3 separate regions of the Homo sapiens genome follow, and all the other regions are linked to region 2. The links are chromatin contacts, found by Hi-C or POLR2A ChIA-PET in ENCODE. All regions are on one chromosome and are shown on one strand. Each heading gives the region's core, a stretch centred on a gene start or an enhancer-like site at or near the end of the contact. The rest is flanking DNA. Distances are from core to core; before and after follow the strand shown. Region 1 holds the start of PPM1G (protein phosphatase, Mg2+/Mn2+ dependent 1G). Region 2 holds the start of DNAJC27-AS1 (DNAJC27 antisense RNA 1). Region 3 holds the start of AGBL5 (AGBL carboxypeptidase 5).

What was found. Hi-C counts contacts between places; a loop is a spot of excess contacts on that map. ChIA-PET counts read pairs that join two places held with the same protein, here RNA polymerase II (POLR2A). Pooled maps may share reads with other maps.
Region 1: a pooled map shows a loop between it and region 2 (14-fold over the local background). The contact joins the promoter of PPM1G here to the promoter of DNAJC27-AS1 in region 2. A Hi-C loop is called at or near these places in 1 of 37 single-sample maps with no recorded cell type and 4 of 50 pooled maps. POLR2A ChIA-PET finds 5 or more read pairs at or near these places in 1 of 52 experiments (activated T-cell).
Region 3: a map of naive thymus-derived CD4-positive, alpha-beta T cell shows a loop between it and region 2 (31-fold over the local background). The contact joins the promoter of AGBL5 here to the promoter of DNAJC27-AS1 in region 2. A Hi-C loop is called at or near these places in 2 of 168 maps with a recorded cell type or tissue (CD4-positive, alpha-beta memory T cell and naive thymus-derived CD4-positive, alpha-beta T cell) and 9 of 50 pooled maps.

Annotation. Positions count from the first base shown.
Region 1 is chr2:27,407,943-27,410,861 of GRCh38, forward strand. PPM1G (protein phosphatase, Mg2+/Mn2+ dependent 1G) reads right to left here and starts at 1,649. Exons shown (of 10, transcript NM_177983.3): 1 at 1,361-1,649. The coding sequence starts at 1,480. RefSeq lists silencers at 1,130-1,209, 1,230-1,279, 1,350-1,539, 1,630-1,819.
Region 2 is chr2:24,970,640-24,973,381 of GRCh38, forward strand. DNAJC27-AS1 (DNAJC27 antisense RNA 1) reads left to right here and starts at 1,473. Exons shown (of 3, transcript NR_034113.1): 1 at 1,473-1,593. DNAJC27 (DnaJ heat shock protein family (Hsp40) member C27) reads right to left here and starts at 1,316. Exons shown (of 7, transcript NM_016544.3): 1 at 1,179-1,316. The coding sequence starts at 1,265. RefSeq lists enhancers at 727-856, 810-1,328, 867-976, 1,237-1,346, 1,329-1,847 and 2 more and a silencer at 1,027-1,106.
Region 3 is chr2:27,050,248-27,052,981 of GRCh38, forward strand. It overlaps AGBL5 (AGBL carboxypeptidase 5), which reads left to right and starts at 1,421. Exons shown (of 15, transcript NM_021831.6): 1 at 1,421-1,546; 2 at 2,666-2,734. The coding sequence starts at 2,712. It overlaps TRY-GTA2-1 (tRNA-Tyr (anticodon GTA) 2-1), which reads left to right and starts at 535; the gene lies at 535-623. It overlaps TRA-AGC8-1 (tRNA-Ala (anticodon AGC) 8-1), which reads left to right and starts at 967; the gene lies at 967-1,039. It overlaps AGBL5-AS1 (AGBL5 antisense RNA 1), which reads right to left and starts at 17. Exons shown (of 2, transcript NR_046730.1): 1 at 1-17. RefSeq lists silencers at 1-11, 714-1,008, 1,412-1,851, 1,872-1,921 and enhancers at 172-461, 632-861, 1,176-1,675.

The DNA of each region.
Region 1 (2,919 bases), core at 399-2,898, 2.4 Mb after region 2:
AGGCTGAGGCAGGAGAATTGCTCGAACCTGGGAGGCGGAGGTTGCGGTGAGCCGAGATCGCGCCATTGCATTCCAGCCTGGGCAACAAGAGCGAAATTCTGTCTCAAAAAAAAAAAAAGGGAGCCAAAGCAGATGAGATGAACTATAGGATACACTCCAATCCTGAAATTTTATACCTAATTATAAAATTGTTATTAAGGTCAGTTATGAATATAAAATTTGAATCGGAAAACAAAACATTTAAGTTCATACTGTCATTCCAGAGCTAACCACAGGGAGGAGCGAGGGATCTGAAACAATTCCCAAGGGAGACAGTATTTCGCTGTTACCTGAAGCCCACCCGGTAGGTGGAGAAACCCTCAATACCAGACAGAGTATTTCCCTGGCCCTTTTGCCTAGACTTCAGAATGCTCTTCACAAAGCCACGGTTAACCCGTCTTCCTCCCTTTCCTCCCTACCGCAGTTTTCCCTCTTCTCTTTTGTAGTTTCACATCAAGTTTTACCTAATACTACTACTTTCCCCCCAATATTTTTCTTTTCCCCTTTTGTCCAGAGTAAAATTTTCTAGAAAAGCCCTTTGTAGGTAGGTTGTGATGAAAAAAATTGATGAAATGACTTACAATCAAAGAAACTATAAACTACAATTACAGGCAAATGAGAATTACTGATTAAGTTTTAGAGAAATCCTAAGAGAGAAAGAAAACGAAGCATAATAAAAAGGAAAACCTAGGGACTGACATAATTCAAGTTTTCCGAAGTTAGTAAAAGGCCCTGAAAAGAGTGCAAATGAGTGACAACTCCTGGAGGTCGGGTCCAGCCTCTGAAATTAACATGCAAGAGCCCAAGGCCAGGCAACCAAAATGTGAAACAGACTCTGCCCGGGGTTCCTTTCACTGTCAAACTCCTAGCCAAAAGAGGCTTCCCACATCAGATATTTTAAATATTAAAATTTAAAAAGTTATTCACATCTATTCACCTCTCCCTTGAAAAACAAATGAATAAATAGCCCCTATTTGCGTCTTTACTCCCACACTAAACCTCACACCGTTGATGAGCCTGGAGGGCTAGGTTGGCACGAGAGGATGGCGCCAAAGCTCGGGGAGAGGGCGGTCAGTGGGCGGAAGGTGCCTCTTCCCACATGGCCGAGCCCTCGCCGCCACTGGCCACCGGCACACGGTCCCCAAGCATCGGGAGCTCCCTCTCGGCCCTGACCCCGCGGTCTCTGTCGCCCCGCAAACGGCCGCTGCGGCCGCAGGCTCCCAATTGGGACCCTTCCCAGGGGAGGACCCCATCCCCCGCTCTCTTTCTCCGTCAGATTCCCGCCCCGCAGCGGCCAGCCTATGGGCCCCTGCCTCCTCACCTCCATGGAGACGCGCCAGCCTTGCATGGCGGAGAAGCCGTAGGGCAGCGGCAGGCGCGGGGCGCCGACCCCGTCCCCGGAGCACTTCACCGTGTTGGGCTGGGAGAGGTAGGCACCCATGGCGGCGGCTGGCCGGCGGCCTCAGGTGCAGGAAAGCTGGGCGCGACCCGTGCCGGAGCCGAAGCCCCGGGGGTGCGCGCGGCAGGAGCAGGCCCCGCGGCGCGACCGACGCAAGGTGCCGGTGAAAGGCGCGAGGCCGGCCAGGAGGCGGTAACGGGACGGGAGCTGTGAGGGAGCGGAAGCGGAAACGGCGCCGCTCCAGACCCCGCCCGGCCTGCGCGGCGGGGCCAGGCGCTGCGGGCAGTCATTTCCTTAGCAACTCGCCCCGCCCGCAGGGACAACGGCCCGCCCAACGGCCGCTCCCGCGAGACTAGCGCGACCACGCCCACCAACGGCCGCCGTCCTACTCCGCTTCCTCGCGCAGGTGGCAGGTCGCCTCTGGCAGAACCTCTTCCTTCGTTCCCAGTCCCCAGCCTCTTGGCGTTTTGTCTGACGCCTCTTTTGTGTCGGACTCGACGCTTTCAGCCCGTCCTCCAGTGTTTTCATCCCCCTCTCCCCAACGTTGCACTCTCAGACTCCGCAAACCCCGCCCGATTTGGTTCAATTAAAGTTGACCAGTATTTGTTCCGAGCTTAGGAAGTACTTGGCCAGGCCATGCGAGGCCTATATGAGAAGAATGTGAGTCTTTTCTGAAAGCGAAGACCTCGATCTGTGATATAATTCGAGTTAATACAATGTAGAAATGTTTGGTACAGCCTATTCTGGGTGGGAAAAGCTCAAGGATGGGAGGAGGAGCTGTTTCTTGGAGGATTGAAAGGATGTAGGCTCTCAGAGAGGATGCCTCTGGATTGCATTATGCCACAGGAAAAGGGAATAATGTTATAAGGTTTGGAGGAGTGAGGGAAGAATGTGAACTGCATTTGGGGAGGATTTCTGAGGAAGCTGGCTGGACTCGGAGAATGATTGTAAGTGGTAATATTAACTAGCTAGCTTGATAAAAAGAAGCGCCAAGATGAGTGACTTGGACTTCATTGTCGTCCTGGTGTAACCTTTGGCATCGTTTGTCTAGTCTTTGTATGCAGTGTACATTGGAGGGAGAGAGTCTGGGGCACTGTTGTGTTGTTGTTTTTTGTTTGTTTTTGAGACAGAGTCTCGCTCTGTCGCCCAGGCTACAAGCTCCGCCTCCCGGGTTCACGCCATTCTCCTGCCTCAGCCTCCCGAGTAGCTGGGACTACAGGCGCCCGCCACCACGCCTGGCTAATTTTTTGTATTTTTAGTAGAGACGAGGTTTCACCGTGTTAGCCAGGATGGTCTCCATCTCCTGACCTCGTGATCCGCCCGCCTCGGCCTCCCAAAGTGTTGGGATTACAGGCGTGAGCCACCGCACCCCGCCTACTATTGTTTTTTTTTTAAGACAGAGTTTCGCTCTTGTTGCCCAGGCTGCAGTGCAGTGGCGCTATCTTGGCTCACTGCAACCTCCGCCTCCCAGGTTCAAGCGA
Region 2 (2,742 bases), core at 223-2,722:
TTTTAGTAGAGACAGGATTTCACTATGCTGGTCTTGAACTCCTGACCTCAAGTGATCCGCCCGCCTCGTCCTCCCAAAGTGCTGATGTATTACAGGCCTGAGCTAGCGTGCCCAGTCCCTAGAAAAAAAAAAACACCTCGTACACAGCTGACGTTCAAAAAAATGTTGACTTTCAGTGAATACTATGCTAGCACATACACACAAAAGTAGTACGGGATCATGCTACACAGAAATAAAAAACACTAAGTAAACATTTACTGAGCATCTCCTGGGTGCCAGGCACTGGACTAGGCACTGCCTTAACAGCTCTTTCGGAGTTGATTTTGAACGCATACAACGACGGAAAGAGCACCGCAGTGGGAATGTGAAGACTTAGGTTCTAATCTTTCCTCGGTCACTGATTTGATGACCTTGGGAAGTTCTTAACCAACAGATTCCACTTGCCCAAAAGGAAAGAATTTGAGTGAAGAGGAGGCCGTCTTGGAATTCATAAGGGAAAAGGCCTCAGGTTACCTCTGGCCTTCCCTCCCCACGTACTAAAGGAGAGTTTATAGCTGATGAACCACAGATGGGGCAGAGAGAAGGGCGGTGGAACTAACAGATATGGGGACACCACCAAAAATAAAACACAACGCAAAACAAAACAGCGCGGACCCCGGCCATCCCTTGCACCTCCCCTGTGAAACACGTCAACGTCAGTTACGCTCTCTCGTGACGGGAATGCAGAATCTGGGCTGCCGGGCACCATTTCGCGAACCCCAAATTCTCACACGCACCCCATAACGTTCCGCCGGCTCCCAGGCCCGGCTGGGGGAACTAAACTTTCATCCTCCATCTCCCGGTCCCGGACGGCCCCCTAGAACGCGGGCAAGGTATCTAGGCCGACGGCCCCTCATGGGGACCCAGGCCTTCTTACTCTTTTGGGGGTACATTCAAGGCTTAGAGGCCACCCCAGACACCATCTCCGGAAGAGTGACGTCGGAGGACGAGGGGGCAACGGAAAGGTCAAAAAGGTCGGGGAGTTTCGTTCGCGGAGCCGCACCCCTCGGCTGAGACCCGGGCCTGCTCGGGGGCGGAGAGGAGGCCGGGCCCCAGGCTGTTGAGTGGCCGCCCTTCCAGCCAATGGACACGTCGCCCCGCCACGCTGGGGCCCGCCCCTCCCGGCTCGCTGTACTCACTTTCCCCACTTCGGCGTTGCCCATGGAGATGACTTTGATGCGGAGAGACCTGCCGGGCTCCTTCCGCTTCGGCATGTTGGCCTCCATGGCCCTGGCTCTCTCGGGGCCACCCGCCTCGGTCTCTTCTTGTGCACCGCTGGCCCGTCCCTCAGGCCTCCTCGTCCAATGGCGGAGCCGCTGCTCTCGTCACCGCCTCGCCTCCGCTGCTCGCCATCCCCGCCGCTGCCTGGCAGCAGGCGCGGGCGGTTGGGAGCGTGGGGAGCCGGGGGAGGGAGACGGGAGTCTCGCGATGCTAGCGCGGGGCTGCTGACGTCATCTGCAGGCCCTGGAGACGCGACTGCAGTTACCGAGTTTCTAAGGCCTCGTCCCCTGACGGGAAGGCGGCGTTGGGGGGCGGCTGGGTTTACCCTTCGAGGTGAGCGCGTCCTTGTTTTCAGGGACGCCCGGACGGGAGGCGTTTGTTGCTTTCGCAGCCGAGTGGTGGAAATGTATTGGCTCTTCAGGGCGGGTCTGGTAGTGTCTCGTCCGTTTGGGAGTGTTTTTTTTTTTTTCTGGATTCTTTTTCGGTTCCATGGGCCGGGCTGCTGCTCCTCTTCCCCCTCCAATATTTTGTTCCCCTTGCTCGAGATCCCCGAGAGGCAGACCCCAAAGCCAGGAAAGTGGGGAGGTCGGAACCCTGGTTCTGGAAGAGGGCCTTGGGCAAGGCGTGAAGCGATTCTGAATCTGGTTCCTATTGTTTTTTATTTTAAATGGAGTTGTCTATTTGGAGTCAAGGCAAGAGTGTTTAGTCTTGGCCCTCCTATTACAGATCTCTGATGGATTTGTTGACTCCTCTGTGGGAGAAAGGCTTGGTCTACTGCAGGTGTTAACGCTAAGCCAGGCTGGAGCTGTGGACGTCAGTTTCCTCAGCTCCCCGCTGTTCGCTTCGAACGTGACCTCGACGTCTGCTCTCCCCTTCCCTTTAGCTGACAATGTGACAGTGCTTGAATAAAAGTCAGTCTGACAGGAACGGTAATTTTTTTTCAGTGAATATCTTCAGTTACAGAAGATAAATAGAACTTGACAATGATTATTTATAGTGCCCTGAAAAAAAATGGCTGCCAATTTCCCTGTATATTACAAAGACAAAAGTAGCATTGCTTCTTTTCTCACCTAACTTTAAACATCTTAAGGGAAGTGCATTACAGGAAGGCAATGAGCAAAGGCTCAACATTTCACAGTAAAGTCAGATTTTCCACATTTTAATTTTAAAATGTGTTTTTTAAACATTAAGTTTTTTTTAAGACAAGTTTATTCTGGATTGTTTTGATAATCAAATAATATAACTTAATTCACTGAAGCTTCTAAAATTATTTACAAATATGAAATATAAGTCCTGGTTAGAATTTGGATAGTTTTAAAGCTTAAAAGAATCCACATGCTAACTTCTCAGTATGATTTAATAAATCAAATTACTAAACATGTAATTTCTTCGACAGTTCACCTTTGGCCCTGTAATAGGGTAACTGGTATTGTGGAAGAATAATTATAAAATGTCAAATCTTCAGCTGTTATGATTGATTAA
Region 3 (2,734 bases), core at 171-2,670, 2.1 Mb after region 2:
CCCCGCGGTCGCCGTCTCTCTTGCACTGGTCAGGACGAATAGAGCCTGACAAAACCTGAGTTAATTGGCCGAGCGAATGTCGTTCGCGTCAGGAGAGCACGTCCGGAGAAGCCAAGGGAAATGTGGAGCAGGAGCAGCCAAAGTGGCCCATCGGCTCTCGAGCAGGGTTTGCGCGTCGCGGTCGCAAAGCCCCTGTGAGTGCAGGTACCGCGGCACAAGCGCTGCCCCGGAGCTCCAGGAGGCGGCGGCGGGCTCGGCGTTCGCGGTCCAGGAGAAACCACCGCGGGGTGTTGGGAACATTTTGTTAAAAAGCCGGGAAGCTCAGGGCCGGTGTGGCCTCCGTTCTGGCCTGAGAACCCGGACTTTGGGCAGCTTCTTTTCCTTGCCTTTGGGTCTCCGGCTTTCTCAGCTCTGTGAGGTCCCATGGGTCTCCTGCCCTGGCAGGTTCCTTCAGCTGGAGAAAGCGGGGGTCATGGCTGGATGAGGTTGCGGTAAGCATTAGAGGGCTATCAGCAGCATCTTATCGCAGCGGAGCCTTCGATAGCTCAGTTGGTAGAGCGGAGGACTGTAGTGGATAGGGCGTGGCAATCCTTAGGTCGCTGGTTCGATTCCGGCTCGAAGGACTTCGTCTGTAATTTTTAACCTCAATTTAATTCAATTATCCCATAAGGGGAAAGGCTTGGAGGCCTCCTGTGACTTAGCATTCGTACTGCCGTCAGTCCATAGGGAACACCGTAGTATGTAGTATACGGTAACGCTCTTTCTGCGTTCAATGTACATGTGGTAACGTGTTTTAGAATGTTTTCTGCTTAAGCACACGATTATATGCTTGATTTTTAGAATCTTGCACATGGATGCCACTGTATTGTACTCTGCTAAATAAATGTCCTGAACTGTGGTTGATCCACTGGTCAGTGAACAGTGCAGTGAACCTGTAAGGCAAAGGGAAAGAACTAAGCAGCAGGCGGGGGATTAGCTCAAATGGTAGAGCGCTCGCTTAGCATGCGAGAGGTAGCGGGATCGATGCCCGCATCCTCCACTCAGCTTTTGCGTCCGTCACACTACAGAACACAAAACGGGAGGGATTCCCGGCGCAGTGGGCTACGTGTTTCATTTTAGAGACACAAGACTGTTAAGCGATAAGGAGTTTCACACGATGTCTTTTTATTTCGCAGTTGAGTCCCAGTTTCTGCCGCTTTATCTTTCCCGCCTCCCGGCAGGCAGGCCGTTAACCGTCTTCCGGAAGACGCTGCTAGAACCCTCCGGCCGCTCCTGCCCGCCATCGTCCCCGAACGACACTCGCTCAGGTACCCACTAACGTGCGAGGAACCCTGAGAGCTGACCAATGGTAGCGAGCTTTACTGGGCGGGTCGCCAGCTGCAGCCACGGCCAATAGGCGAGAGACTTCTTGTTTCCTGGCAGAGCGGGGTCCCGGCACCGCGGCGCTCGGGTGTTTTTGGGGGCCCGGGTGGAGGGCCCGGGTGCCGGGGCCCAAGGTGCGGCCTCGCTAGCGGGAGAGGGAGCGGGATCACCGGCCCGGAGAGAGGTGAGGGGCTCTGCGCGGACTACGGGCCCCGCCAGCCCCGGCCCCGCCAGCCCCGGCCCCGCCCCCTTCTCTCAGCCCCTTGAGCCCGAGCCCCTCGAAGGCCACCCCGCACCCCGCTCCCGACCTGGCTTACGCGGTCCCGACCCCGCCCAGCTCCGTGGCCTCACCTCTGACTCCTAGGCCCTCCCTGCCTAATCCCCTGCCGCGGGAGCCCGTCTCGACCCCTTCCATGCCTCCCAGTCCCACCCTGCCCAGGGCAAGCCCGCTCGGTGTGACGGTTCCCCGCGAGTCGAGGGTGGAGAAGCCAGCCTCCTTCCCCCGAGTGGGACTCTAGCAGCCCACCTCTTTTAGGGGTGCTGAGAACACCCATTACTCATCCACAGCTACTAGGGTAGCTTTCTCAGGGTGCAGTGCTTACGGGGCGGAGGGGGATGGAAACAGACCCATGCCCTGGCTGGAAGGGAGCTCCAGTCGCTAGGTGAGCCCAGTAGCCTTTGGCTTGGCAGAGGCACCACTGTTATAGTTTTTCTCCATACTAGGCATAAGGTAGGAACAAAAAAGGAAGAACCAGCCCTTCCAGGGCTCAGGGGAGCAACACCAGAATGTCCGCTCAGTACTTGTGAGGACAGAGGCTGGAGAGAGGACTACCCATTTACACTCAGAACCTCGATTCCTCTCTCTGCTCTGTGCTGGAGAGTGCAGAGCCAGAGATCCAGAACGGCCCATCTCTAAAGGTGGCCATGTATGGTGGTGAGTGTATCTTGGCTAGGTTTGGAAAATCTGACCTCTCTGATTATATTCTCTAATCTTTGGGCTGCAAAGCAGCTGAGAGTTTAGTGTTTTTCAACATAGTTAAGCCACTGAGTTTTATTTGGGAACAGCCAAGCTAAAGTAAAATGGGGTCCCTTTAGGTCATTTACAACCCTTAGTGTTGGGGTACAGAATGCTGCTTTCTCTTGGCCTTTGCTGGAAGACCACTTCTATGTTTTCTAAGAGGGAGACAGCCTTTTGTTTCATAGGGCACTCCCTAAGAATAGCTCTTATTTATCAAGAGATACCCAGAAAACTCTTCGATTTGTCTTCCCTTTCCTCCTTAACCTAACCCTTGTTTTCCCCCAGCTCTCAGGGCCAGAGCGGGGCAGGAGGATGCTTTCCCAGCCCCACCATGGAGCTGCGCTGTGGGGGATT